Linked DNA regions of Homo sapiens: region 2 is linked to region 1. The links are chromatin loops, found by intact Hi-C in ENCODE. Cell type or tissue: Caco-2. All regions are shown on one strand. Links, peaks and the distances in the headings refer to the core of each region. The heading gives the core; the rest is flanking DNA.

The links. A loop is a pair of places that touch in the nucleus more often than their neighbours do. Peaks named below come from ENCODE experiments on the same cell type or tissue, not always from the same donor. Only the 100,000 strongest peaks of a DNase experiment are listed, where the experiment ranks them.
Region 2: it touches region 1 in a loop (2.1-fold over the local background); 11 of 110 quality-filtered maps call a loop at or near these places.

Annotation. Positions count from the first base shown.
Region 1 is chr20:21,175,677-21,191,408 of GRCh38, reverse strand. All of the region lies in intron 6 of KIZ (kizuna centrosomal protein), which reads right to left. Among named protein-coding and RNA genes, the nearest start is that of KIZ-AS1, 35 kb to the left of the region's middle. RefSeq lists enhancers at 1-912, 913-1,886, 10,011-10,511 and a silencer at 906-1,200. In Caco-2, for the core only: no CTCF peak of the experiment used is centred there; a DNase peak (open chromatin) is centred at 6,428.
Region 2 is chr20:21,127,238-21,142,969 of GRCh38, reverse strand. It overlaps KIZ (kizuna centrosomal protein), which reads right to left. Exons shown (of 13, transcript NM_018474.6): 2 at 10,811-10,873; 3 at 6,418-6,580. It also overlaps the pseudogene RNA5SP477. Among named protein-coding and RNA genes, the nearest start is that of KIZ, 9.0 kb to the right of the region's middle. RefSeq lists an enhancer at 6,298-6,507. In Caco-2, for the core only: no CTCF peak of the experiment used is centred there; no DNase peak of the experiment used is centred there.

The DNA of each region.
Region 1 (15,732 bases), core at 3,126-11,125:
CAATTTCTTTAATGTTTCTTAAAAGGGCAATATTTATTTATAAGCAGTTGTGTCTGCTTTCCTTCTGCCTGGCATGTCTATTACATGGAAAACTTGCAGGCTGCAAAGTCTGTTTAAATTATATTTACCATCCTGACTACTCTCAGCAACCAAGACAATTCTTTTTACTCCACGTGCAATAATCACTAAATTCAGTGGCTAACACTATGCATGAGATGGATACCTAGTAACTATTTGTTGAATAAATGAACAAATGCTTTATGAGGGAAAAATGGTGGAAGTGGTGATAAGGTGGTCATTAAAATGTCCCAAGCTTTGTTTTCATTCCAACCAAGCATTCCAAACTCCCTCAATTTTCATCCATTTAATGTAGTTTAATACCCTCTCTTCCTGCCATGCTCCTGACCTGCTAGTTTCCCTCCCTGTCCACCTCCCTCCTCCTCCATCTTACAATTAGAATTCACTCAGGCCTAGGCTGAGCATCTGAAACTGATGTGTAGTTCCAGCTTTACATTATGAAAAGACAATTTCATCTATTGTCTATTGACAGGGCAATTCTAAACATAAAAAGGCTTTGATCTTTAAAAACATATGGTCTGGATAGAAAAAGATTACTTTTAAAACTATCACGTTCTGTTTTTTGTTTTGCATATAATTCCCAAGGAAATTTGCTACTTACAAATAACAACATTTAAAATCCTCCTAAGACCCATGAAAATTTTTACTTGAAACAGATGTAGAAGAATGCATCCAAGTACCAAATACTCAAGGACCACAACTGCTATAAAATATAACTAATGAACCAAAGCAGACTATTGTCTGTCAGTTGGAACCTGAGAGGCTAATTCAATATTTGTGGCATACCGGTTATCCCGAGGCAATTTAGCACCTTCATCAATAAGAGAAATCTCTAGTGACTCTCCCATCCACAGGTACACAAATTCAACTGGGAACCAGAGAGGTCTGTAGAAGCTCTACCCCCATAGTGATGCAAATTAAGATTTAAACAGTGTAACAATTGGCTAGCGCTAATCCTTTTACAGAGGTGTAAATGGCTATTGAGAACTGAATTCCGGGCTGCTAGCTTTTGTTAAGCAGCATTACAGGCAAATTTCACCCAGGAGCAATGCCCAGCCGTCAACTGTGAGGACTACTGATAAAATAGTTTAATAAAGCCAGCGCAATTTGCTTGTTTTGATATCACATTTCTTGGCCATAAATCTAAGCATGTAACTAGAAACTACATCAAGAATTAGTGTCCTGGGAAAATAAACTGGAAGCGACTATCTCAAGCCTGACACCCGATGGCTGGAACAGCTGTATGTGAGGCCACAGTGAAGTTTGTATACAGGGTTTTGTTTGCCACACAAAACAGTTGTAGAAAGGACAAACACATACATAGTTAAACAGTATTTTTCTTTTAAAGGGCTGTCTTACAAAACCTGTGTTTTTGTGGCTACCTCAATCTCCATTGTGCAGCCCCCTGGGTGGTCCCTTCCAGGGGGCCACTTGAAGGGAGCACAATGCCAAAAAGGAGGGAAGGAGGGGACAGCAACACAAAGGCCAGCACAGCGAGGCGACCACGGCAGGCTGTGGACCAGGGGTCAGCAAACAACGCTCCTTCTCTTTACCCAGGAAACAAGGGCTCCTTCTCTTTACCTGGAAACAGTGTGATGAAGCTGACAGCTTGAATTATGGGCTACATTTGGTAGGGCACCATCCGTCTGTACTAAGGTCCTCTTCATTGTAGCACAGGCTGCACAAGCAAAACCCTTGCCTTTTCCCCACTTTGGCCTCTGAATAGACCTCATCATTCTGTTCCATTTTAATTTTCAGAACGAACCCTCTCCCATATGACTTTTTAAAAAAGTTTCTTAATGAAGAGCTGGAAGGCTTGGGAGAATTTTTAATAGGTATTTCCATCCACCCTTAAAGAGAGAACCCATCACGCATTTGTTCCTCCACCCTTAAACCGCCTGAACCAATCACCCATTTTTAATAGCCAAGGATCATTTGTAATGGTGGCAGACATCCTTTATGAAATGAATAGCATTCTCTCTTTGGTAATTCTATGGATCCCAAACTTAACCCCTTTAACCGAATAGGGGTTCTGTTTTTTTCAGGTTGAAAAAATCCTCCTGACTGGACAGGTAAAGATTGGGAAAATTTACTCTTGCTTCCCTGGGTTTCTTCCAAATCAGCAGCCATAGAAGGGTGAAGTCATTAGGGTGCTGGCTGAGTTCTCCAACTGAGATGCATAAACAGCATGCAGGATGGTGGCTCATACCTCTAATCCCAGCACTTTGGGAAGCCAATGTGGGAGGACTGCTTGAACCTAGGAGTTTGAGACCAGCCTGGGCAACATAGCAAGACTCCGTCTCTTAAAATAAAATACAAAACAGGCTGGGCGGGGTGGCTCACACCTGTAATCCCAGCACTTTGGGAGGCCGAGGCAGGTGGATCATGAGGTCAGGAGATCGAGACCATCCTGGCTGACACGGTGAAACCCCGTCTCTACCAAAAAAACACACACACACAAAAATTAGCTGGGCGTGGTGGCAGGCGCCTGTAGTCTCAGCTACTTGGGAGGCTGAGGCAGGAGAATGGCGTGAACCCAGGAGGCAGAGCTTGCAGTGAGCCCAGATCGTGCCACTGCACTCCAGCCTGGGTGACAGGGCAAGACTCCGTCTCAAAAATAAATAAATAAATAAATAAATAAATAAATAAATAAAATAAAATGCAAAACAGATCTCCAGGGCTTATTATGGAGCCAGCTACCTAAAGTGACCGCTTTAAATATCTACTAAAAAAAAAAAATGTGGAGGGTGTAGGGTCAGAAGGGGTGATCCCTTTCCTCCTCATCATAAGGGTCACAGTCAACACCCTTATAACAAACAGGTTAACAGAAGAAAACAAAACAAATTTTATTTGATCATTGTTTTCTGTGACATGGCAGCCTTCAGATTGAAGACCTAAGGATATTGGGAAAACTTTCCATTTTTATGCTGAAGTTCAGTGAAGAACAGACAACCATGTAGAACTGTGCTTGGCCAAGAAGGTAAGTATGATTGAATGCTAACAGACTGAGTGGGGAAACTCTGCCAGGCCTGTCTGTTCATTCTTCTTGGCGTCTCTGTGCAGTGTTCCTTCCTCCCTGGTATGGGGCAGGACCCTTTCTGAAATGGGGAGTCTTACGACTCACAATCAAACAGGGTAGGTTAGAGAATTTCTTTACGGCCAACTCTGCCACAGAAATACAGGAGGGAAATTCGAGTAATATTTTTAGGTTTTATGGCTGGCTTTGGGGAAAATGGGTTCAGGTTTTTATGATTCACTTTGAGGAAAAGGAATTCTAGTTTCTAAAGCTTACCTCTGAGAAAATGAGGCTGAGGTACAGGAGAGTGGGAGAAGATCAGAGAGAAACTTACTTCTGGGGCCTTCCCTTTGGGGTGTCATTTTCTGAGGCCCAACGAGGGTAAATGTCTTATTATCATACAACTTTATGCCTTCCCCAAATTTAATACAATTAGGCTCTGTATTTTCAAAAAGTTTTAAAATACTACAAACATATCATAAAGAATTTACTAGACATTATAATCAGTTCTATCATTAAACTCTAGAGGTTAAATGATGATGATGAAAAGGTATCTGGTGTTGTCAAGGTAGAATTATCTTTGTGAGGATTAACGGCTGACGCAGGACCATAAAACAAAACATCAGACTCTGCTGTGTTGTTCCATGTCTGTCTGTCTGTTTCTATCCATATATACACGTGTGTTTAAGAGAGGAGACGAGGAGGCTCAGACTGGGCTGGTGAGGGTTACACTAGGTGAGCGGATTCAGGGAGAAGGGAAACAAGAAGGCATGATGGCACGGTGGATAGGCTTACTGAATTTCGGCTCAGGCAATGCTGAGACCCTGAAATAAGCTGCCATGTCACTTCTCTAGGATAAGTGAGTCTCCACAGAGGCCAATTTAGTCTGATGAATGGGAATGGGTCTAGTACAGAGTTATCCTCCACTGAGGGGGCACTCAGATGAGTAGGGCAGGTCCCATCCTGGGTTCTGACTTTGCTCGGGGTCTACTTCCATGATAACAGTGAAATGCCTGGCTTATGAATATCATGCCTCCTGCTCCCTGAGCATGGTAGACACCAAATATAGGATGGCTGAAAGGATTGGGCTGGTTTGCTGTTGAACCCTTAGAGGATCAATATAGGTTGAGTATCCTTTATCTGAAATGGTTGGGAATTTGGATTTTGAATTTTTTCAGATTTTGAATTGTGTTTTTTTTTAATTTTTATTTTTTGATTTTGGAATATAAGTATCCCAAATCTGAAATGCTCCAATAAACATTCATCATGTTGGCACTCAAAAAGTTTCAGATTTTGGAGCATTTCGGACTTTGGATTTGGGGATTTGGGATGCTCAACCTGCCCTGTATTAAACTGAAGATGCTGAATCAATTTATTATTCAAGTGCTTGTTTGTCTAAGAAGCTGCTAAGAGGAAGCCAAAGACAAAAAGAAGAAATAAGAAAAATGAAAGTGGACAAGAACAAGTATTATGAATGGATAAATGGATTAAGTGTGGAAGAAGGGAAGGCGGGATGTAAGCAAGAAAACAACAAAAGCTAACTGGCTCTCCTAGGACAGCCTGTTAGATTTGAGTTTGTTTTCTTTACTGTAGTGATTCTCAGATATATTTTAGTAGAATTATTCTACATTTGAGTAAAGTGGTCTTTTCTAAGTTCTTAGGAAAATTACTCTTTATAATTTTGAGAACCTTCCCAAAATTGGTTTACTAAAGCTTTGGCATCTGCTATCTAGTTTGCCTACTAGAAGATAATAAAATGAATGAGAGTACCGAATGAAAAATAATGGAAAGTATGGAAGTAGCTGGGAACCAGATGCAATGACCTCTTTTGTCAGTGTCAGAGTTTAGGGGATGTCAGACAAGTCCCAATTCCGGGTAAGTGGACTTTTCGAAACGGAAGAAACGGATTCCAAGTGTACTCATGATTACAGATGCCAGTCATGCTCCTAAAACAACCATGCCCAGTCCAGTCCATCACATGGACATCATATGTCCATGTGATGTGTGACACAGCTGATCAGTAAGGATAATCAGTCTCATGACCAGAAATTCTTTTAGGGATTTGGCTATCCTGGAAAGCAGTGCTTTTCAACGTTTAAGGTGGCAGAACACCTGAAATTCACAAAAATTTTTGCCATGAAGTATTGATATATTCCATTTATCACATAAATTAGAACATTTTTTACTAGTAAACAATAAATATATGTACACAATATAAAAATCAAACCATTAACACATACGTCCATGATTTAAGAATCTGTCGAGATCAGCAACTTCCATACTTTCCATTATTTTTCATTTGGTACTCTCATTCATTTTATTATCTTCTAGTAGGCAAACTATATAGCAGGTGCCCAAGTTTTAGTAAACCAATTTTGAGACGGTTCTCAAAATTCAAAGATTAATTTTCCTATGAACTTAGAATGTAGAATAATTCCAGCAGGGCATGGTGGCACACGTCTGTAGTCCCAGTTACTCGGGAGGCTGAGGCAGGAGAACTGCTTGAACCTGGGAGGTTGAGGCTGTGGTGAGCCAGGATGGCGTCACTGCACTCCAGCCTGGGCAACAGAGCAAGACTCTGTTTAAAAAAAAAAAAAAAAGTAGGGTTGGGCGTGGTGGCTCACGCTTGTAATCCCAGCACTTTGGGAGGCTAAGGTGGGTGGATCACTTGAGGCCAGGAGTTCGAGACCCTGTTGGGCAACAATGGTAAAACCCTGTCTCTACTAAAAGTACAAAAATTAGCCGGGTGTGGTGGTGGCTGCCTGTAATCCCAGCTACTCGGGAGGCTGAGGCAGGAGAATCGCTTGAACCCAGGAGGCAGAGGTTACAGTGAGCCGCGATCATGCCACTGCATTCCAGCCTGGGTGACAGAGTGAGAATCCGTCTCAAAAAAAAAAAAAAAAAAAAGGTAGAATAATTTTACTAAAATATATCTGAGAATCACTACAGTAAAGAAAACAAATTTGAAACTAGTACTGTTTTCAGATTTAAAAACACATTTCCAGTCCATCAAAATAACAAGCAAATCAAAATGAATTTACACTGACAAAGGAAAACCGTCAGAAAAAAAGTGAGAAAAATAGTTGAAAGCCATAAAAGATAGGGGACTCAGAACTATTCCTCACATCTCTCTTGTAGGTTAAGGTAATATTCTAAAGCTTCCAACCCAAATTCAAAATAGATTCAGTATAAAAGTACAGAAAGCACGTGCACGTGCATACACACACGTACACACAGACACACACACACACAATTATTTTTTTCCTTTCCTTGAGACAGGGTCTTGCTCTGTTGCCTGGGCTGGAATGCAGTGATGCAATCATAGCTCACTGTATTTCCCAACTCCTGGGCTCAAGCAAGCCTCCCACCTCAGTTTCCTGAGTAGCTAGGATTACAGGTGTGTACCATCATGCCTGACTAACTTATTTTTATTTTTATAGAGCCAAGGTCTTGCTATGTTGCTCAGGCTGGTCTCAATCTCCTGGCCTCAAGTAATCCTCCCACCTCGGCCTCCCAAAGTGCTGGGATAAAAGGCATGCCACGACACGAGGCCCCAGGAAACATTAAAGTCTTATTTCCTGCTTAACTTTCAAGTTTTAGGGTGTCTCATTCACCTGGCCTACCTGCAGACACTTTTCCCTCACTGAAGGGAAGCTTTCCCACTCAGTTATCAAGCTTGAAGGTTCTTTGTCAAATCCCACCTTAAAACAAACTTGGTTTTTCCAAAAGTCTGTCACTAGAAGCTCAACTGCTATTCTTCAAAGGTGAGAACTATAAGTTAAAGATAATTAAAGGGAAAGTATGCCACATAGAACTAAAGAAGGAAGAATGAAATGGGCAACAACAGGCAGTAATGAAGTCAGGGGACCGGGCGTGGTGGCTCACGCCTGTAATCCCAGCCCTTTGGGAGGCCGAGCAGGTGGATCGCCTGAGGTCAGGAGTTCGAGACCAGCCTGGCTAACACAGTGAAACCCCGTCTCTACTAAAAATACAAAAAATTAGCTGGGTGTGGTGGTGGGCACCTGTAATCCCAGCTCTACTTGGGAGGCTGAGGCAGGAGAATCACTTGTACCCAGGAGGCAGAGGTTGCAGTGATCTGAGATCGCACCATTGCACTCTAGCCTGGGCAACAACAGCGAGACTCTGACTCAAAAAAAAAAAAAAAAAAGATGTCAGGGATGCAGAGAAGGAAAGTGTTGGGTCTGCCACCTGGCAACCATTAACAGAACCCAGTTTTATTCTGACGAACCACTACTCCCCTATCCTAACCCATACAGCTTGAGTGAAGCATGAGATCCAGGTAAAAGCCAATGGACTCTGCCCTTGCTTCAGTGATTGTGTAGGGGATGGGCATATGATGTGGTCAGAGCCAATGACAGCCTCTGATTCAGCATGCCAGGGAAAAATTCTCCAGCTGCAGGGCCTAAGAACTGAGTTGATCCAGACGGAGTAGATCAGAGGGAAACAGAGAAGTCAGAGCCCACTGGTACCATCTGAGGCTTGGGCAAAGCCAGCCTGAAGACTGTCTACCACTGGGCTGCATTGACATATGCAGTGAATGAGTCCTACTGCATAAAAAGAGAAAATACACTTTAAAAAGGGTTAAAAGGGACAAAAAAAAATCCTGTAATTTACTGTTTCTGTATCAGTTTTATTTTTATTGTAAGCATGCTAATTCTTTGATTATAAAATGTAAAATATTTTGCATGGCCTGAAAAATATTTAGCACATATGTAAAAAGAAATGGTCATTAAAAGCATTCCCATTATGGGAAGATTTCCAAGGCCATCCGTGAAAGCCGTGAAGCTAGCCACACAGCCAAAGGCGCCCTTGCCTCTAAACAGCAAGCACCACAGAGCTGCGGTCCATGGTTTTTAAGCTTTGGAATTCAAGAGATTCTTTTTTTAACTGCTCTACTGAGATATGACTCACATGTCATAAAATTCACTAACTTAAAATGTACACGTCAATGGTTTTTATTAGTATACTCAGAGTTGTGCAACCATCACACAATCGAATTTTAGAACATTTCTGAAAGATGGTCTTAATTTTTTTTCTGATTATGAAAGCAATACCTATTCATCACAAACAACTTGCCTGTTGCATTCCCATTTTAACCCACCAGTCACAGGACAAACACCTTGCTGGGGTAGAGTTGTCTCCAGATTCAGTCCCTTTGGCTGTTCTCTGCATCTACTAACCTTTCTTTGGACCAAATTTAGCAATCGTGCAGTTGCCTACTCAGTGTCCATCTCCCTTCTTCCTTTTCATGGGACCCCAATTTTGTTTAGTAATCAACCTCTCCCTTGTATAACTCATGGGGCAATAACCCCTTGCCTCATTCCAGAGTAGACTGTGATTAATCTAAGCCAGGAGTGACCAAATCCAGCCACAGCCTGCTGTTGTATAGCTCTTGAGCACATATTTAAAGAGATAAAGAGCAGAGAGAGGGAGGGGAGAGGAGAAAAGAAGTCTAAAATATTTACTATTTGGTCTTTTTTTTTTTTTTTTTTTGGTGGGGGGACAGTCTCATTCCGTTGCCCAGGCTGGAGTGCAGTGGCACAATCTCGGCTCACTGCAACCTCTGCCTCCCGGGTTCAAGTGATTCTCATGCCTCAGCCTCCCGAGTAGCTGAGATTACAGATGCACACCAACACGCCCAGCTAATTATTGGTATTTTTAGTAGAGATAGGGTTTCGCCATGTTGCCTAGGTTGGTCTTGAACTCCTGAACTCAGGCAATCCGCCCACCTTGGCTTCCCAAAGTGCTAGGATTACAGGGCTGAGCCACTGCGCCTGGCCTTACTATTTGGTCTTCCATAGAAAAGGCTTCCTTAGTCTAGAACAATTATAATAACCCTTGCCAGTAATTAGCTTAGGAATGGGTCTGTGAACAAATTTTAGTCAACAAGATGCAAGGGGAAGTCTATTGAATACTTTCCTTGCTTCTAACAGAGACTCAAGAAGAGAGTCTCTTTCTGTCTTTGGAAGCTATATAAGGCTGTGGTGTCTAGATGGGGTCCTTGGTATTTATCCACCTTCTGACTCCTCACTGTGTCCTCAGACGGTGGGGGCGAGACAGAGCTCTCTTGTGTCTCTTCTTATAAGTGCATTTAATTCTATCATGACAGCCCTACCTTCCTGACCTCATCTAACCCAAAGTACCTCCCAAAGGTCCCTTCTCCAAATATCACACTGAGGGTTACAGCTTTAACATATGAATTTTAGAGGGACACAAACATTTAGTCCATAATAGCACTGCTGCTGCCACTTTGCTCCTGGCTGTAGGAAGAGGTCAACACTGAGGATGTCAGAGCAGGGAAATGGAAAGGATCTGGGTCTTTGACAACAAAAGTGATGGGCAGTACCAACCAACTCCATGGCCTGCTCTACCTCTGGACTTCCAGAAATGAGACAGAACAAATGCACTTCTTGTTTAAGCATCTGTGTTTCAGACAGTGTTCCTGTTATTGGCAACCAACAGCATCCTGATATATCAAGATAATAGCTGAATGTTCAACAATGCCAGAAAACTAAGTTTTAAAAAAGAACTCAGAAGCCAGGTGCAGTGGCTCACATCTGTAATCCCAGCACTTTGGGAGGCCGAGGAGGGTGGCTCACTTGAGGTCAGAAGTTCAAGACCAGCCTGGGCAACATGGTAAAACCACATCCCTACTAAAAATACAAAAATTAGCCAGGCATGGTGGCGCATGCCTGTGATCCCAGCTACAAGGGAAGCTGAGGCATGAGAAACGCTTGAACCTGGGAGGTGGAGGTTGCAGTGAGCCAAGATCACGCCACTGCACTCTGGTATGGGTGACAGAGTGAGACCCTGTCTAAAAAAAAAAAAAAACTTGGATAGATGGCTTTTCAGTAATTCAAATTTGTGTTTCATTGAAAAGAATTTAAGGAGATATTTTAAAATGACAAATGTGCATCCTGCCCCTAACATGTCTCCTCTTTGTCCTTTTAAAAAATCTGAGTTAACAATAGAACCCTTGCCATTGGTGTGGCTGGGCCAGCATGAGGCAAGACCAGGTGGCTGCTCTTGTGTGCGGACTGGAGAGGTGAGGAAAAGACACTTTGCAGACCCTGACTGCATCCCCTGGGCCTACAGTGGTGCTGTTTGCTGGCATGTGAGCCACTCCTTCAGTTGGAGAAACAATAGTTCCCAGATACGGGCCATGCTTGCTTATCTCCAGGCCTCTGTTCATACTGCAGCCCTCAAAATCTGGAATGATGAATCTCCTTCAACTAGCCAAACCAGTCATCATGGTTATTCCGGTTACCTACTGCTGTATAATAAAATACTACCCAAATTTAGTGGTATAAAACAACAACCAACAACTTTTTATAATCCTCATGGCTTCTGTGGTTCAGTAATCTGGACATGGGTAGGGCTTGTCTGTGCTCCATGATGTCTGGGGCCTCAGCTTGAACATCTGAGGGTGACTTGGAATAAAGGGACTGGAATTATTTGGTGATTCCTAAACTCACATCTGGAGCTTGGGCTAGAACTACTGGGCTCAGCTGGGACTACTGACTGGAGTACCTATACCTGGCCTGTCACTGAGGCTTGAATGCTATTGGGCTCATTTTCTTGGAAACCTGCCTATGTCCTGCTTTCTCCTGCCTTATTTGGGTCTTGAACAACCAGGGCTTGACTCTCAGAGTCTCCTCTCTAACTTCTGAAACCATGGGTAAGCCTGCTCCACCAGAATAAACTACTCTTAGATCTCAAATTCGTATTGAAAGAAGTTGAGTTTTGCTACACCCGTAGTAGGATTTGGCTTGACTGCTGGTTCCCTTCCCAACAGAGGCTGAAGTCGGCTCTATGCTCTCAGTAGCCTTCCTGACTTTTCCTCCCCTTGCACCCGTCCCTCGCCCCACCCCCTACCACTTATTTGGCTCCAAGAGAGTGGGGGTAGGGCACCTTAACACTTACTTGGGAGACTGCCCCAAAATGTCATAATTTACTTAAATATAAAATGGTGAAAAAAATTCTAGGAAAAGAGTTGTCATCGTCATCATCTTTTTAAAAAACTGCCTGAATTTCCTTATTAAAAAAAAAAAAAAAGGAGCAAAGAGCAAACCAAAAACTCACAGATTTTTGAGTTTGAAAATGAGGAGAAATACATAGCAATATAATACTGGTGGGAGACTTCAGTATTCCATTTTCAATAATAAATAGAACAACCAGACAAAATCAACAAAGAAACAACAAACTTGAATAACAGTACTGGTCAAATGGACCTAACAAACATATACAGAACACTCCACCCAAACGCAATAGCATTCTTCTCAAGTGCTGGCAAAACATTCTCTAGAACAGATCACGTGTTAGCTTACAAAACAAGTCTTACAAATTTAAAAAGACTGAATCATACCAAGTATTTTCTCTGATGAAATGGAATGAAATCAGAAATCAATAGCAGAAGCAAAATTGTAAAATTCACAAACATGTGGAAATTAAACAACACACTAACAACTAATGGATCACAAAATAAATCAACAGGGACATTAGAAAACATCTGAGACAAATGAAAACAAAAATACAACATACCGAAACTTAGAAGATGCAGCAAGACCAGTATAAGAGAGAAGTTTATAGCAGTAAAAACTTACATTTAAAAAGAAGAAAAGCTTAAATCAACAACCTAACTTCACACCTTAAGTAGAAAAACAGAACAAACCAAGCACAAAGTTAGTAGATAGAAGGAAATAATAATGATCAGAGATAAATGAAAAAGAGAATACAAAAAATAGGAAAAAAAATCAATAAAACTAAGACTTTTTTGAAAAAATAAACAAAATTGACAAACCGTTAGCTAGACTACTTAAGAAAAAAGAGAGAAAACCCAAATACATAAAATCAGAAATGAAAGAGGAAACACTGCAATTGATATCACAGAGATTAAAAAAGATCACAAGAAACTATATAAACTATTACAAACCAACAAACTGGATAACCTGGAAGAAATAAATAAATTCCTAAAAACATACACATACCAAGACTAATTAATAAAGAAATAGTCTGAACAGACCTAAAACTAGTAAGGAGACTGAATCAGTAATCAAAAACCTCCCATCAAAAAAAAAAAAAAAACAAAAAAACCCCAGGACCAGATAGCTTCACTGGTGAATTCTACCAGACATTTAAAGAATTAATGCCAATACTTCTCAAACTCTTCCAAAAAAACTGAAAAAAAGGGAATACTTCCAAACTTATTTTATTAGGCCCGCATTACCCTGATGCCAAACCCAGGCAAAGATACCACAAAAAAGAAAACTACAGACCAATATGCCTAATGAATATAGACACAAATATTGTCAACAAAATACTAACAAACCAAATTCAGCAGTACATTAAAAGAATCATAAATCATAACTAAGTGAGATGTTTATCCCTGGGATGCAAGAATGAATCAACATATAAAAATCAATGTGATACACCACAGTAACAGAATGAAAGATAAAAATCACATGACCATCTTAATAGACACAGAATAACTGTTTGACAAAATTCAACACCCCTTCCCAATAAAAACCTCTCAATAAACTAGACATAGGATGAAATTACCTCAGCTTAATAAAGGTCACATATATAAAGTTCACAGCTAATATCATACTCAATGGTGAAAGCTGAAAGCTTTTCCTTTGAGATCACGAACAAGACAAGGATGCCCACTCTTGCCACTTCTGTTTAATACAGTACTGAAAGCCCTAGCCAGAATAATTAGGCAAGGAAAAGAAATAAAAGCTATTCAAATCCAAGTAAAATTGTCCCTGTTGCAGATGACATGATATATAGAAAACTCTAAAGATCACATACACACACAGATGCATACTGTTAGAATTAATAAATGAATTCAGTAAAGTTGTAGGATACAAAATCAACATACAAAAATCAGTTGTGTTTCTATACACTAACAACAAACTGTCTGAATATGAAATTAGAAAAATATTTCCATTTACAATAGCACCAATAAGAATAAAATACTTAGAAATAAACTTAATTAAGGAGGTACAAGACTTCCATGCTAAAAACTACAAAACATTGATGACAGAAATTAAAGAAGATACAAGCAAATGGAAAGAATTCCATGTTCATGGATTATAAGATTTAATATTGTTAAAGTGTCCATACTACCAAAGCAATCTCCAGATTCTATGAAATTGCTATCAAAATTTCAATGGCATTTTTTTTCAGAAATAAAAAAACAAGACTAAAATTCATGTGGAATCACAAAAGACCCTGAACAGCCAAGACAATCTTGAGAAAGAAGAAAAAGCTGGAGGCATCACACGTCCTGATTTCAAAATATATTACAAAGCTACCATAATCAAAACAGTATGGTATTGGCATAAAGACAGACATATAGACCAATGGAACATTCAGAATAGAGAGCCCATAAATCAATCCATGCATATGCAGTCAACTGATCTTTGACAAGGGTATCAAGAATATATGATGAGGAAAGGACAGTCTTTTAACATACGGTATTGGGAGAAACTGGAAATCCATATGCAAAAGAATGAAACTGGACTCTCATACCACACAGAAAAATCAACTCAAAATGAATTAAGGATTTAAATATAAGACCTGAAGTTTTAAAACTCCTAGAAGAAAACATAGGGGAAAAGCTTCATAACATTGGCCTTGGCAAAGATTTCATGGATACGACACCAAAAGCACAGGCAACAAAAGCAAAAATAGACAAGTGGGACTACATCAAACTAAAAAGTTTCTGCATAGCAAAGGAAACAACTAACAGAGCAAAAAGGCAATCTACTGAATGAGAGAAAATATTTGCAAAACACATATAAGGGGTTAATTTCCCAAACATGTAAGGAACTCCAACAGTTCAACAGCAAAAAAACTAATAACCTGATTAAAATACGGGCTAAAGACCTGAATAAACATTTCTTCAACGTCTCCATAAAACATATAAATGGCCAAGAGGTATATGAAAAGATGCTCATCACTAATCATCAGGGAAATGCAAATCAAAACCATAGAAAAATTTCAGTTCATACGACTATTCACAAAAAGAACAAAAGATAACAAGCACTGGCAAAGATGTAGAGAAACTGGAACTCTAGTACACTGTTGGTGGGAGTGTAAAATAGAAAACAGTACAGAGATTCCTCAAAAAATTAAAACTAGAATTACCATTTGATCCAATAATCTCACTTTTGGGTATTTATCCAAAATAATTGAAATAAGGATCTCAAAGAAGTATTAGCACTCCAGTGTTCATCACAGCACTATTCGCAATAGCGAAGATCTAGAAACCACCAAAATGTTCATCAATGGATGAATGGACAAAGAAAATACACGTACAATGAAATATTATTCTGCCTTAAAAAGGAAGGAAATTTTGACACACATCTTGACATGGATGAATTCTGAAGACAACATGCTAAGTGAAATAAGCTAGACATAATTTCTCTACCAAGTCCAATCTACTGATAAGCCCACCAAAGGCATTCTTTATTTCTGTTACAGAGTTTAATTCTAGCATTACTTTTTTATTCTTTATTATAATTTCCATCTTTCTGTTTACATTACCTATCCTTTCTTGCACGTTGTCCTCTTTTTCCTTTAGAGCTCTAGAGCCCTAGAGCCCTAGCATATTAATCAGTTATTTTAAATTCCTAGTCTGAAAAATCCAACATCTGCCATATCTGAGTCTGGCTCTGATGCTTGCTCTGTCTATTCAAACTGTATTTTTTTTTTTTTTTTGCCTTTTTTGTGCCTTGTAATGTTTTTTGTTGAAAGCCAGGCATGATGTACTAGGTAAATAGTCCTTTAGGGTGAACAGGTACACAGGCCTTCAAGCTGAGGTTTTATGTTCATCTGGTTAGAAGTTAGGCTGTGTTTATTGTCTGTTGCAGCTGCAAATGTAGGTATCAGAGGCTAAACTTTCCTTGGGTGTCCTTGTTTTTGTCTCCTTCCCTTGTCTTCAGCTTTCCGGATTGATTGATTGATTGATTGACTGATTTGAGACAGAGTCTCACTCTCTCACTGAGGATAGGGTGCAGTGGTGCGATCTTGGCTCACTGCAACCTCTGCCTCCCAGGTTCAGGCAATTCTTGTGCCTCAGCCTCTCAAGTAGCTGGAATTACAGGCACCCGCCACCACACCCAGCTAATTTTTGTATTTTTAGTAGAGACAGGGTTTTGCACTGTTGGCCAGGCTGGTCTTGAACTCCTGACCTCAGGTGATCCACTTGTCTTGGCCTCCCAAAGTGCTGAGATTATAGGCGTGAGCCACCGTGCCCAGCCTCCATTTTTTTTCAGACAGGGTCTCACTCCGTTGCTCAGGCTGGAGTGCAGTGGCACCATCTCAGCTCACAGCAACCTCCACCTCCTGCATTTAAGTGATTCTCCCAACTCAGCCTCCTGAGTAGCTGGGAATACAGGCGTGTGCCACCATGACTGGCTAATTTTTGTATTTTTTGGTAGAGACCAGCTTTCACCATATTGGTCAGGCTGGTCTCAAACTCCTGACCACAAGTGATATGCCTGCCTCAGCCTCCCAAAGTGTTGGGGATTATAGGCATGAGTGAGCCACCATGCCTGGCCTCCTAGAGACTTAACTAAGGTCTGAGACATGTGGTTCATTCAGTTGTATAA
Region 2 (15,732 bases), core at 3,603-11,602, 49 kb after region 1:
GGGCATGAAGGTTGTGCCCTGCTCACAATGTCTGTCACAATCCTCAGCAGAAACCAAATCAGAGTTCAAAAGACTTGTTCTCAAATATTAGCCCCTTATAGGCATACATAACCTAATGACTGAATTTTCAAGGAGAAACACATCTATTTTACTTTATTTATTTATTTATTTATTTATTTGAGACAAGGGCTTGCTCTGTCACCCAGGCTGGAGTGCAGTGGCATGATCACAACTCACTGCCCTTCAACCTCCCAGGCTTAATCTATCCTCCTACCTCAGCCTCGCAAATAGCTGGGACTAGAGCACATGCCACCACATCCAGCTAATTTTTTCTATTTTTTTGTAGAGACAGGTTCTCATCATGTTGTCCAGGCCTGGAGAATCACATCTTTAAATAATGACATTATATATTCAGAATACCTCTGCTATTAAACAGAAATGCTAACTGGGAAGGTATAATAAAGAGTATCATCAATACCACATTAGTTCTCACATAGTAGTAGTTCATGGTCCATAACAGAATGAGACAAAAAATATGGAAGAATTAATTTCAGTCAAGGGGGAAGTCTCAATGCTTACTGAGTGCTTATTATGTGCCATATTATGGGTCAGATACTGAGAGCATTGAAATAATAAGACAAGGAGCTCACAGTGAAGTGGGAAAACAGACATGTAAACAATTATAATACCATGAAGGAAGTGCTTACTGAGATAATTATGACACAGACCTAAGGCAGGGCAGGGGGAAAAAGGCCTTCTAATTGAAGGAGGTATGAGATAATGTGGTGCTTTCAAGGAAATGCAAATTGTCCAGCATGCTTAAAGCACCGCGGGTGCATGTAAGAGTGTGTATGTGTGTATGTGTGAGAGAGAGTGTGTGTGTACGTGTGCGGGAGATAAAGATGTAGAGAGACAGTGGGAAGATATGGGGGTGGAAGAGTTAGAGGATCTGGAGAAGACAGATTTGGGGGCAAGAAGAGGCAAGGAGACAGGAATAGGAGACAGGGGAGAGATAAGAGGGAGAAATGGGGATGGCAGGAGAAGGTGGAGGGGGGAAATTAGGGAGAGATGAGGAGAAAAAATGTGCACGTCTGTGTATTTGTGTGAGAGAGACAAACACAGAGAGAGAGAGAGAGAGAGAGAGAGTGTGTGTGTGTGTGTGTGTGTGTGTTGGGAGGAGTAATAAGGGTGAGGCTGCTCTGTGCAGGCAGAGACCAGCACCTGGGCTTTGTCCTCAAAAGCCTGGGCCAGCATTTCAGGCCAAGGAGAGACCTAACCAGATGAAGACTCTTGTGCCTGCCATGGGGATCCTCCCTGAATGCCCTGACATGTAGACCCCATGCCTGGCAATATTGCCATGAGGTAGGCTAAGGCAGATGCTGGCAACGTTCTACACACATCCCTAGGACCTTTCTGGGCACTCCTAACTTCTGGAATCTGGGGCTCCGTGCCTAAGGCTTCTCAGAACCTGGGAAGGCTGCTCTGGAGAGTGTTTGGTTAATTCCCTACCACCTACAACCTTGCTCAGCAGTCCTCAATCAATGCTGCTTAGGAGCTGCTGGACACATATCCCGAATGTGCAAACCACTTACCAGAAGTTCCCTGTAGGATTTGGCGCCAGGCTGACTATGGTAGCTAGCTTAATAATACACCCAGTGCCCTCCCTGCCTCCCTTCCCCCATTTCCTACTGATATTCCTTATTTCCCAAATCAACCACTTACCGTCAAATCCCTGTTCTCCAGGTCTGCTTCAGGGAGAACCCAACCTGAGACAAGGATAATGGGGACCTGAGTGAAACTGCTTTAAGTTAGGACCAACTGGGGCCCCCTCTACAAAAGCAGCTAATACAGGGAGTAGGGGGGCAGAATGAGGGAGAGGAGGGCAGACTCCTCACAGCATTAATACTAATATTTACATTCTTGGGTTTTTTTAATTTACTTTATTATTATTAATTTTTTTTGGAGAGCCAGGGTCTTGCTCTGTCGCCAGGGCTAGACTGCAGTGTCACCATCATAGCTCACTATAACCTCAACCTCCTGGGCTCAAATGATCCCCCCCCATCTCAGATTCCTGAGCAGCTGAGACTACTGGTGCACACTCCTACAGCTGGCTAATTTTAAATTTAATTTTTAAATTTTATTTTTAAATTTTTTGTACAGATGGGGTCTCACTATGTTGCCCAGGCTGGTCTCGAATTCCTGGCCTCAAGTGATCCTCCCACCTCAGCCTCCTAAAGCACTGGGATTACAGGCATGAACCACCATGCCCAGACCTAATATTTATATTTTTGAACTGTGTTTATTCAGCCCCTTTATCCAACTGACAAGTAGCAGCATAGATATAACACTGTATTTTCAAAACTACATAACACGTCAATATCCTTTAAAAGCCCTGAAAATTATTATAGGCCTCCAAATAAAGTATTATGAGTCATAAAATCAGTTGACAGTGTTTTCAGTATTTAGCTCATTTTAGGAGATTTTAGCATTATATAGTGAACTGGGCCCAGCCCACCTCTACAAAGTGGGAGAAAGTCACTTGGTATCAGTTTGGGCAAAACCCCCACTTCTCTCACACTGCTTCACTTGGTTGCACTTTCTGGAATTCTACCAATTTGAAGTTCATTTGTATTAACTGTAGTCTGTTCAAGGTGCAATACCTGTGGCATTTTGGGGTGTGTGGGCAATGCACTGTGAACACCTTTCTCCCAAGACTTATGTGAGGTCAGTCAAGAAAGGAGGTAAACATCTGATACCTGGATGGCAGCATTAAGAGGAGACAAGTGGTTCTGGCATACCTGGGCCACCTCTGGACTCTGGCCCAAAAGGAAGAAGCAGAAAGAAATGGGAAAACACCAGAGACAAACATCCCCTATGTTGAACCTCAGCTCACTGCACAGCCTGCTGAAGAAGATGGGATCACTGGAGGGGTCGCTGACATTGCTGTCTGGGTTCGTAGGCACACAACAAACATTCATTGGCTTTGGACCTAGGGTGATGGCCAAAGTCCAGTTCTCCATGGAACTCACATCCTTCCTGAGTGTAGTGCCATGATTTGGTCTTTTACGCTACTAGAAGAATTTTTTTAAAGGCATTCCTTATCCAAAATTCAAATAAGGAACACCTACATAATTTTTGAACCATGTTTATTAATAAAGCTTTTCATATTCCTATCTAGTTTGTCATGTTAAAATGGTCCCCCATGTTGATAGTCTTAAGCAGCTCATACAAGGTTTTTTTAATAACATATCCTATTTTATATAATGAATGCTCTCAATATAAAAAATTACAAAAGATGATTCTTCCCTTCAAATTCCTTCCTCTCAAATTTGGTTATAATAAGAAATCAACTATTAAATGAAGCCTCAATATGAAGATAAGCAGAAATGTTCTATTATTTCCTTTATTTTATTGGGAAGACAAAATTCCCTCCTTTGCCCATCACTTTCATTTTCTCCATGAAATCTTTGAAAAGTGGTTTACAACATTGATAATGACAACTTTTTTTGAACTTTAAACATTTTTCATGAATACTAAAAGAAAAAATTGGGAAGCTAAAACTTGCTATTGCTTGAACACATTTAACCATATATCTTGGTTTCTAAATACCCCTCTCCATTAAAAAGAACCACAGCTCCTTGGATAGGAGGTTAATTCCATATCTGAGGGAGAAAAAATGTGAGGTAAACCTGGAATATCTTGTTATGCCCCAGATCAAAGAAGGCTCAGAATTAACGGGGTTATGTCAAAAGGACACAGGAGCCAATCTGGAGAGACTCCAATTGGCCAAATATAAGACGATAAAACAACAAAAAGAATAATTACTGTAATTGATAACATACTAGTAAATAGAAATTCACAAGTCCATCATAACATTAAAAAAAAAAAAAAAAGGTCCTACGGCCATACCACCCTGAACACGCTTGCTCTCATCTGATCTTGAAGGCTAAGCAGGGTTGGGCCGGTTTCATACTTGGATGGGAGACTTCCTGGGAATACCAGGTGCTGTTGTAGGCTTTAAAAAAAAAAAAAAAAAAAAAAAAGAGGTTGAAAGAAAGAAAAGGGGGAAAACATTCTTCGTTATAGAGGAAAGTCAGCTAACAGAAGATACAATAAAACAGAAAATCACCACTTTTCATAACCTCCACTAGAAATAACTGGTTCAGGCAAGGCTCAGATCTATAGGTTCTAAAACCATTAGGTAAAAGGATACTAAGGAACACAATATTCCCATGATGCCAACCCATCACTCTATAGATGAGTTACTAATATGCAAAAGGGGAAAAAAATGTACCTTACAATAGAGACATCTAGAGATCATCATCTTAACCAAGGGGTCAAAGTCAGCCTCACCCAGGGGCCACCTGACATCATGGGCCTCCTGATGGGATGCAGTTGGAAGTATAACCTCAGGTGTAACTATTTAAATTAAAATTAATTAAAATTGACAAAATTAAAAATACAGTCTTCAGTGTCACAAGCCACATTTTAAGTGCTCAACAGCCATATATGAGCAGTAGCTGTATTAGATAGCATCAGCATAGATACAGAACATTGTCATCACTGCAGAAAATTCTACTGGACAGTGCTTGTTTAGACCACATTTCCAGTTCACAGGAAATACAGGGGATGCTGTGCAAGTTAAATGATGCCTTAGATTCAGAATGCGGATCACTCTACAAGCAGATGGACTGCCTTTTTCAAAATAGCCAATGACATGGGGAAAAAAAAGGAGGAATGGTAGGAGACTAAATTAGATTAAAAGAGACAAAAAAGGCACAATAATCAATAACATAGAAAACAATACATGAGCCCTAGTTGGCTCCTAGTCTGGAAAAATAAGTTACTTTTTGGGAGAAGTGGGGAAATCTGAATACGAGCTGAAAATTAAATATTATGTCTGGGTGCAGTGGCTCAAACCCATAATTCCAGCACTCTGGGAGGCCAAGTTAGGATAATTTCTTGAGACTGGGAGTTCGAGACCAGCCTGGGCAACATAGTGAGACCTCATCTCTACAAAAAAATAAAAAATTAGCCAGGCATGGTGGTGCATGCCTATAGTCCCAGCTTGAGGCTGAGGAGGGAGGCTCGCTTGAGCCCAGAAGGTTGAGGCTACCATAAGCCATGATCACGCCATTGCACTTCAGCCTGGATGACATGGTAAGGCCCTGTCTCAAAAAGCAAATTGTGGAATCATTTTTAATCTTCTTAGACGTGATAATGGTATGATTATGTAGGAGACTGTCCCTGCATTTAGGAGATCCACGCTCAAGTGCTTAGGAAAGAAGTGTCATGATGCCTGCAGCAGACTTTCAATGGCTCAGAGAAAAAAAAAAATACACATACAAAGCAAATATAACAAGATATTTACAACTACTGCATCTAAGTGGAGAATTATGAGTGTTCATCATAATAATTATGCTAACTCTTCTGTGTATTTGAAAATTTTACAATAAAAGGCTGAAGAAAAACTGCAGGGCAAAAAAAAAAAAAAAGGTAGGGGGGCTCAGTAGCAGGCTAGCAGGCAGAATACTGAATCCAACTCCTCCTGTGACCAGTGTTAAGATGGGTTACATTGGACAACACCTGACCAGTGCAAATGGTGAGGATAAAGGCCTAGCTCCTGGCCCTCCACACTTGGCATAATTTGTGGAGCAGCAGGAAGCCAAGCAGCAGCAGGCAGCCAAGCACCTGCACTTCAAGGGGAAAAAGGTGCCAGAACCAGAGAGAGCTGCAAGGGCAGTCACTCTGGGTCACACAGACCAGGAGCATAAAGGCAAACTCCTCGGGGACAGTTCTACCCTTACTACTCTCCCAATGCACTGTTTGCCAGAGAAGAGGGGCCCAGACCACAGAAAAAGAACCCTTTCAAGACAGAATCAGTTTCTAGAGAGAACCCCAATGCTGCTCAAATTCAGTCATTCAGCCAACAAATACCATGTGTTACACCGTGCCAGGTACTGGCTAGTGATCTTGCCTGTGTTAGAGATATCCCATTGATTCCTTAACTAAAGAAGAATCTTGGAAAATGCAGTTTCAAGTTCCCTGATAAAATTCAGCCACATGGTAATTCACAGAAAAAGCTGATACTTAATCCTAATTATGAACAACAAAACATTAGTGACTACCACTGATCTGAAACTTAGTACTCATTATTTCTCATTTTAGCAAAAAAAAGATTAAAAACAAAACATAAACCTGGGGTGTGCATCTGTAATCCCAGCTACTCGGGAGGTACACAGCTACATGGGGTGTGCACCTGTAATCCCAGCTACTCAGGAGGCTAAGACAGGAGGACTGCTTGAGCCCAGGTGTTCAAGTCTAGCCTGGGTAACACAGTGAGGTCTCATCTTGAAGAAAAAAAAAAAAACACACAACAACAAATAAAATAAAACACAGTAAAAAACAGGAAGTCACCTTCAGTTTTTGAAGCTTCTCTGTATTTGTGGTGAAGTGTACAACATGAGCTTGGACACGCTCAAATCGCTTTAAATATTCTTGGTTTCGAGTATGAGCCTTCTTTTCAGATTCACATATTTCCTTCAGATAATTCTTTAGTTTTACATATTTCAGCTTAACTCTAGAAAATTAAAAGCAGTTTTAAAACAATGGACTAGACTTGGACGAATCTAAGAAAGGGAATTTTCTTCATCAAAATTGTTAATGAGACAATGTATTCTAAGGTATTTTACCCAAACCACCGAAACCCAAACAACAAAATGTATATACACATTTTTGGAGAGAGAAAGTTAATGCAGCACCACTGAGGTATCATATCGGTTTCCTCTAAGCATAACTCCCCTGAGAAATATATATAAGACCACATTCTAACATTCACACAGTAAAGATTTCTATGGATTTATTTCTCAAAATTAAATGTGATTTCAAGAGTAGTGTCTATGTGGACATGTTCGACGAATGGCTCACTAACATTCTTACATATGACAATTTCAAAAATAACTGCTCATATGGAATTAAATCAAACTACAAATCACAACCCATAAAATTAAGAAATTAAAAAGAAATTTAAAAATGTAAAATACCAAAAGCTCTCATTTAGATAATATAAACATACTTGTTAGAAATTGCTACAATATAATTCACTATTAAAATATTTTATAATATATGGACTATAATTACTCCAACTGTGAAAAAAACTTTCAGACTCTTATCCAAAGTATAATAGCAAAAACATATTCTGCATTCCAATTTTTCTGTACATAAAAAAACATACTGGATAGTTCAAGTTGTGTAGTCGACTTTTCTCATGGCACCAACGCTGTTAATCCTAACTCTTCTTCCCTGTTATACAGCATTTCAATTGTTGGCTCAATAAATTATTCAACATTCTTTCATCAAACAAAAATAAAATTTAAAATGACAAAAATATTCACCCTCAAAACAAAGATTTGCAAAGATGCTGGAGATGTCCAAAGTTGTTTAACAACAGATCTTAAACTTCCAATCCTAGGCCAACAATTTTCAAGAAAGTCTTTATCGTGTTAATAATTCTGCGCTTTGACCATGGTTGGCTGTCTTCATTTTTCTTTCTGAATAAAAACTGAAGGCTGGTCTTATTGCTGCCCATGTCTCTGCATTTTTGACGCAAGTAACTGTAACAGAGGTAGAACCTAACATACTGTCGTTCACACTCAGGCACTCAGTAAAGCTGCTGCTGGTGGTGTCTACCCGGAGTGGGTACAATTGTACTATGCCTTCTCCATCCAAATTCTAGTTCCATTCCAGCTACCACATTAACCTTCAAAGCTGACCACATGAGTGAGTAACTCATCTACCCATGCAATTATCCATATATTCAGCACTCTAAAGATCAAAGTCTTTCAGCTAAGGTCAACAAAGAAAACAATGAAATAAGTAAATACGTGATGAATGCTATGAGGGAAACTAAAAAGGACTTCTACACACCGGGCAACCTGACCTAGCTGAAAAGGCCAGGGAGGCCTTCCCAGTGGAAATAACTTTCAGCTAAGACCTGAAAGATGGGTCGGGCATGGGGGTTCATGGCTGTAATCCCAGCATTTTGGGAGGCCGAGGTGGGTGGATCACCTGAGGTCCGGAGTTCCAGACCAGCCTGGCCAGAATGGTGAAACACCGCCTCTACTAAAAATACAAAAATTAGCCGGGTGTGGTGGTATGTGTCCGTAATCCCAGCTACTCAGGAGGCTGAGGCAGGAGAATTGCTTGAACCCGGGAGGCAGAGGCTGCAGTGAGCCGAGATCACACCACTGCACTCCAGCCTAGGCAACAGAGCAAGACCCTGTCTTGGGGAAAAAAAAAAAAAAAAAAAACCTGAAAGATGAATGAGAGTTAATCAAAATTGATGAAGCCAAAAATGAAAAGATGAGGGGAAAACATTCCAGGTGGGGGAACAGCATGTCAGAAAGCTCGACGGCAAAAAATAGGAAAAAGAATGTTGATAAAATTGTAATAAATAATAATTGGCTCTAGGTCAGACACTGCTTTAAGGGTTTGTATGAATCTTAGTGAGTTCTCACAGCTGTCATTGTTCCCATTTGACAGAAGAAGAAATGGAGGCACCGAATGTTGGAGTAATTGCCCCAAGGTCACCGGCTCAGAGCTGGTGAGGCTCAGATGGAAGTGAAGCACCTAACCACAGAGCCTAGAAGTTTATACCACATTACAAAACATCCCGTCATGCTTAAGAGCCTGACGTTTCAGTCAGTGTCGAATCTTAGGGAGAGGCTGGAGAGAGATGGTGATAATGTAAATTAAAAAGGGTGCAGATAATGGCGTGTCTGGTGGGCTGCTGGATGAGACACCCTTTGTGCCCACCTCACGCCTCCTGGCCCGACCTTTTTTCTACCATCCACAGTCGCCACAGTCGCCACAGCCGCCACAGCCTGCTGCATGTGGTATAACCTGAGAGCGTCTGCCTCTGCCTCTGCCTCAGCTGCACTTGGCATTTCAGGGCTGCCGTTCTGAGTTTGCAGCATGGAAAAGCCTAGATGTGTAAAGGAGTTAACTCCACCTGGGGCTGCCCTTACCAGTGGGGGTCAGAAACCGGTAGGAATACAGCCCCATCTCCTTTCGCAGGATTAGACACTGTGCGGAGCAGAAGGGTAGTCTACACTGCTCCTCTGAAGGCTCCTCTGAAGGTCTGGAGGGACTGAGCCCCAGGTGCTCACTGCAGTGAACAGCTCTTATTTCGGTCAGCCCAGCCCTGCTCTCCAATTTTAGGTGACCACCTTGTCAAATAAATTACCACTTATACACAGACCCTCGTCTCAGACTCTGCCTTCTGGCAGGTACTAGGTGGAGGCAGCCTTGTTTGGATTTTCTTCTACAGGCAATCTAAGCAAGCCTATTTTTAGCAAATCATATCCTCTGTCTTCCAGGAAACAGTAAGAGGCTGGGAGAGAAGCAGCAGCTCAGTGAACTGACGGCTTGGTAAAAGTGCCCATCCTTTTCTCACACTTGCCCCTCCCACCACCAGAAGGCCAGGAGCCTTCCCAAGAACAGACTGCATGAAACGTCTACACACAATCTTCTGCCCTTTAGCCATGGGCTAGAAAAATGGCAGCTGCCAAGGATCCCCTCAGACTTGGGCCCACTCTTGAGGCCACAGCATCCACAATGCTGGCTATTTCTTCCACACACAAAACAACTGATTTCTTGTCTCTTTCAGAGTTACTAGAGTCATACGGCTGTCTACCTCAACTGGAAGCTTTGGAAGTACACTAAATCTTAAAACCAAAGAATAATTTTGAAGACAAGGGAAAGAACTGACCTAATAGGTAATTTGACTTTAAAGGATTCTTGGCCTCTCTCTCTTCTGGATGAGATCTTTTCATTTCTCACTCATAGTGTGACATGGATAAATTACAAACTTAATGCTATCAAAGCCAGAAGTTCTTCATATGAATAATATAAGAGGTAATGCCATACTTTTGGCTTAAGGATAAAGTTCAGTTTTTATAAAATAGAAATTAAAATATTTAAGATCTGCTCTTAATAGTGGAGGAAGAAACCTAAAAAGGATAATGCGTACAATATATTATTCACTGCTTATAATTTTAATAGTCATTCTCATATATCCATGAACAAATGAGATACCAGGTAATCCTGCCTACAGTAGTACCTTGAAAGATCAACTACAGTAATTATGTCTTAATCATCACACAAGCTCAATGTGTTTAAATTGCAACCAAAAAGATAAGGCTATGTCTTATTTTAAGATTTTTAAGCAAAACAGATTCTTGAAATAAAACAAATATGAAATAATGAAAATAACATATTTTGATCTCATACCGATTTTAACCAAATTTGATAGTAATTATATTAAACTGCACTGTTTATTTCAAATTATTACACACTAAAAATAAGAGAATGGTAAGAGTACTCCAACTAGGCTGGGCACAGTGGCTCACTGCTGTAATCCCAGCATTTTGGGAGACAGAAGCGTGGGGATCACTTGAGGTCAGGAGTTCGAGACCAGCCTGGCCAGCATGGTGAAACCCAGTCTCTACTAAAAATAGAAAAATTAGCCAGCATGGTGGCACATACCTGTAATCTCAGGTATCCCAGCTACTTGTGAGGCTAAGGCAGGAGAATTGCTTGAACCTGGGAGGCAGAGGTTACAATGAGCCAAGATCACACCACTGCACTCCAGCCTGAGCGAAAGAGCAAGACTCCATCTCAAAAAAACTAAACAAAACAAAACCAAAAACCCAGTACTCTAACTACAATATTTATGACATAACATTAGGGTTACATTTTTGATTAATATATGGAACCTGGCTTGAAAACTGTTCCCACTGTCGTCTCTTACCTGCATGTATCAGACTGATTATATTCATAAAGTTTCTTTTCCAGGTCCAATCTCTTCTTTTCACTATAATAAAAAACATTTTATAAGTAATTACATGATAAGTAACAGGGAGTTGGATTTAGACCATGCTCTTCTTTGAAATAATGGCTTTGTTGCAAGGTGTTGATTAGAGGTCAAAAAAAGCCCAAATACCAAATCACACCTTTGTGAAAATGCTTCTCTGGTCTAAGAAGCAGAAAATGCCAGACGCATCTAAAACAAAAGGCACAAAAGTATGCAGCAGTCGCCAGGGAAATCTAAAAAACAAAACGAACACCAATAGGAGACAAAAGAATAAAATCCACAAAGTAAATGGGGAAATGCAATAGGAAAAGTCTGAGAAGCAGGTGCCTTCATTTAGCAAGTATTTCCTGAGTGCCTATGATGACCCAGGCACTGTTCTAGGCCTGGAGACTAATATGGCGAACTAGCCAGCCAAGACTCCTGCCCTCAAAGAGTTGACATTCTAGGGAGAAGGACAGACAATAATAAACAAGATAAGTATATAAAATGTAACGTGGCCAGACTTCTCTGAGTCGCTGGCATTTCGGTGATGGGGTCCCATCAGATCTTGTGTACAGATTGAAGACTGGTGGCTTGCTCTGTTTTCAACCAGACAAGCCTGGGCACAGCCAAGTGGATGAGATAGAGAAAGACCTCTGAAAAGTAAACCTGGCCTCACTTACATCTGATGAAGACCAGGCCTTCTAAGACCATCATTTCAAATTTGGAGGGATTTCTTTTTATAACTCTGTAATGGTGTCATTATTTGTCACAGGTTGCTGTTTTCCTGGAGCTACTACCAGTAAAGACTGAACCTGTGCTGTTCAGGTGAGTGCTAGCAGTAAGCTAAGGAGAAAACCTGTCTTACCCCACAACCAGCCTGGGCAAGGACGAGGGGGAACTGGGCAGCAGAGGAAGCAGAGGCAGCCAAAACCAGGGGGCTGGGGGATAAAACTGATGAAGCCATTCAGTCCCAAGAAGAGTGCCTGGGAGGATTAGCCACAGAGGGTTCCATCTGAGCACCACTATTTGTTTCAATCCCACCTAATTGAAGCTAAATTGCTCATCTAAGTTAACATTAAGTAAAGGCCAAAAAAGAAACCACATAATATTCTATCCAAGCAAAGAATCCTAAACAAAAGGCTGTGAAATAAAGATAAGGACTCCAACAGAGGTGATCTCAGGTTGGCTTCCTGAGGGAAAGGGGCTGGCCCCATGCTCCATTTGTGAGCTCTTAATTATCAGTTTCTATATATCTTCAGAATAGTTCTTTTCCTTTAAAAAAAAGATCATCCCAAAAGTCACTGTTAGCTACATTACAGGTTACATAACTTTCTTTCCTTTGCATAATGTTAAATGGAAACTACTATTTAACCAAAATTCATTTAATGGGAATATGGGGTCCAAAATCCAGACACAGAATCTTCACTTGGGGAACACAACCCATGGGTTGCAGTATGCCTATGTTAAAAAGAAAAAAAAAAGATTAAAAGGAAAAAAATTACAAAAACACACATTTTTAACTAATAGCATCACAAATCTTTACCTTCTCACTAGTAAGAGTGAACTTAGAATAGAAGTGAAGGAAACATAGCATAATTGCTTCCACATTAGAAATTTTTATTAGTTACCATTCCCCCCCTAGAGTTTCATGATCAATTGGGTACTTGGTTCATGCAGAATGAATGACTGGATAGTGTGAGCAACTTGTCATTAAATTACAAAGAAAGGAAGACCTCTGAATACATCTATGACCCCATGCCCTGAGGTAGTGCTTCATTTCTGTTGTATTCCTAAGAAAGCACGACTGCAGTCTGGTAATGAGACACCATCAGATAGACTCAGCTTGAGGGTCACCCTCTAGAATGAAAGCTGTACTCTATGAACTTGTCAGGAACATGAAAGACAGGGAAAGACTGAGGAATCGTTCCAGATGTAGGGAGACTGAAGAGACATGCCAGCCAAATGCAACCGCGGTTTGCAGGTGAGCCACTGGACCAGGGGGAAAAAAAAGGGAGCATCGTTAAGATAGCTGGTGAAATCTGATGCAGTCTGCGGACTGGTTTCACCACTAGGAGGGCTGTATGGTGTGATCATGTACAAGAACATCCTTGGCTTTTGGAAACACACATTGAAGATTTTAGGAGTGATGAGGCATCATATATGCACTTCTCAAACAGATCAGAAAAGGCTAATGGTTTTAGATAGACAGATTTAAATAGATACCCAACTGATATCTCAGTGTCAAAAATCTAATAAAATGTTAATAGTTGAGGGATCTGGGTGACAGGAACACTGGAGGTCTTTGTCCTATATTCGCAACTTTTTTGTAAGCTAGAATTTACTTTAAAAAATATATATATATATACACACATTTTTTTTTTTTGAGATGGAGTCTCACTCTGTTGCCCAAGCTGGAGTACAATGGCACAATCTCAGCTCACTGCAACCTCTCCCTCCTGGGTTTAAGGGATTCTGTTTCAGTTTCCCAAGTAGCTAGGATTACAGGCATGCGCCACCACACCCAATTAATTTTTGTATTTTTAGTAGAGACGGGGTTTTGCCATGTTGGCCAGGCTGGTCTCAAACTCCTCACCTCAGGTGATCCACCCGCCTCTGCCTCTCAAAGTGCCGGGATTATAGGTGTGAGCCACCACGCCCAGCCACTTTAAAATAATTTCTAAAATTCACCTATGACTTCTAGTGAAAAAGGACCACAGTCACTTTGGAAATCCACCACCTCCCAAGCAGCAAGTTCTTCTTAGTAATGAATGTAAAATTTATTTGTAAAACATCTTCAGCAGATGCAGACATCTGCTGCTCACACTTCTCTATCATAACACTTCATACCCTGATAATCAAACTCCTCTTGGCTTTCTCTCCCAGGCAAAACGGTGGTAATCTTGTTAACTCTTCTTCACAGGCCTATTTTCTAGCCCCTCATCCACACTGCAGCACCTCAGAATGCTGAGCCCTCCATGTCTTTTTAAAATTTAATACTAAAAACCAGATATTTGCCTCAATGAAAAGCCTTTCCATGGCTTGCAATTCTTACATATTAAATCTCTATTCAGAATCTTTGAAATACCCATCCCTGGGATGCTTACCCATAGTTCATGTTTTCAGTCACCCCTCACTTGGACCTTTCAGTTTTACACAGCTAAGTGGTCCTTATCTTGCTGAGTTTTCTACTTTTAAGCCACTTGTTATTCTGTTTTTGTCTCGATACCACAATTCTATACCATCTTCAGCTTACTCTACTAATATCTCAGTGTCAGTTTCTAGACTATTATGATATCTTACTCTGAATCAATATAGGCACTGAAAAAACCGCGGCTGGCTAATGGGCCCTTTTAAAAGGATGTTTTTGTATAACCGTAAGAGCCAATTCCACTTATAAGTTTCTACCATGCTTGTGGGTGCTATACACACTGTAACAAGTCACTCCATTAGACTCTTTTAGATTCAATTATTGACTTTCACCACAATGCAGAAAAAACACTGTACACACATAGGAAAACATTCAGACGATAAAATTACATCTACGTGTAACTACAGCTAACATGACTTGGGCTGGAAATATGCTGGTTATTTGACCAGCTAACATTGCAATGACCACCTCTAAAAGGGCTGAGAAAGAGGGAGTTTTTTTTTGTCTCCCACTTCCCAGAAGTTTCTGGATTGATAAAGCAGCTGTGACTACCCAGGGTTGCTCCCTATGAAATGACTCAGGAATTTTAGGAGACAGTGGTATCTGTGATCAGTGGGATGCTTTGTGTTTCTTTGTTTAAAAAGGTACAACCAAGGCCGGGTGCAGTGGCTCACACCTGTAATCCCAACACTTTGGAAGGCAGAGGCAGGCAGATCACCTGAGGTCAGGGGTTCGAGATCAGCCTGGCCAACATGGTGAAACCCCATCTCCACTAAAAATACAAAAATTAGCTGGGGTTGGTGGTGGGCGCCTGTAATCCCAGCTACTAGGGAGGCTGAGGCAGGACAATCGCTTGAACCTGGGAGGTGGGGGTTGCAGTGAGCTGAGATCATGCCATTGCACTCCAGCCTGGGTGACAGAGTGAGACTATGTTTCAAACAAATAAACAAACAAACAAAAAGGTACATCCAAACACTCAAATTGGATACAGACAATAATATTCTTTACACATTGCTTTGCAAAACTACAGCTTTCAGCTTTTTTTTCTTTTTTTACTTTAAGGCCCATTATTCTAGCAAAGAGAGAAAGAAAAAAATCTGTGGCCTTACTTTGCATATTAGTCAAGCCCCCTCATTCCTGGTAAAGAACCAAGGTTCAGAGAGGTGGAACAACCTGCTCAAGGTCACACAATTGTTCGTGGACTAGAATCCAGGTTTTGATATTTCTACTGCAGCCTTTTCTGTATCTAGAATTATTTGCCTCTATAACTGTGTCCAGTGTGCATTAATTTGAGTTAGTTATAAATTCTTAAAATGAAAAATGAACACACACAGCAACAGATTTGTACTGACTTAAAAATAAAACAAATCTCGAAATGCAGAACCGTGAACAGGCTATAAAATTTGATTCACATTCCTTATATATTTTCAACAGCCTCACCTTGTTTAATAATTAAATAAGTGTTAATCATAAAGTACATAATTATTATACAGTTATTGTGCCATAAGGACTATAAACAGCCAGGTGTTCCTAGCACAGGAAACAAAAATAACTTACAATTAATAGTTCAAAAAGAATGCCATTTATGAGTGCTGTAAGAATGCCAAGAGTCACAAAAGTTAGGGAATGGGTTGAAACAGGGAAGGCTCTACAGGAAGAGATTTCTTTTTAAAGTCAGAAATTAAGAGGTCACTGATATGGGTGAGCGGTGACATGTCAGAAAGAAAAT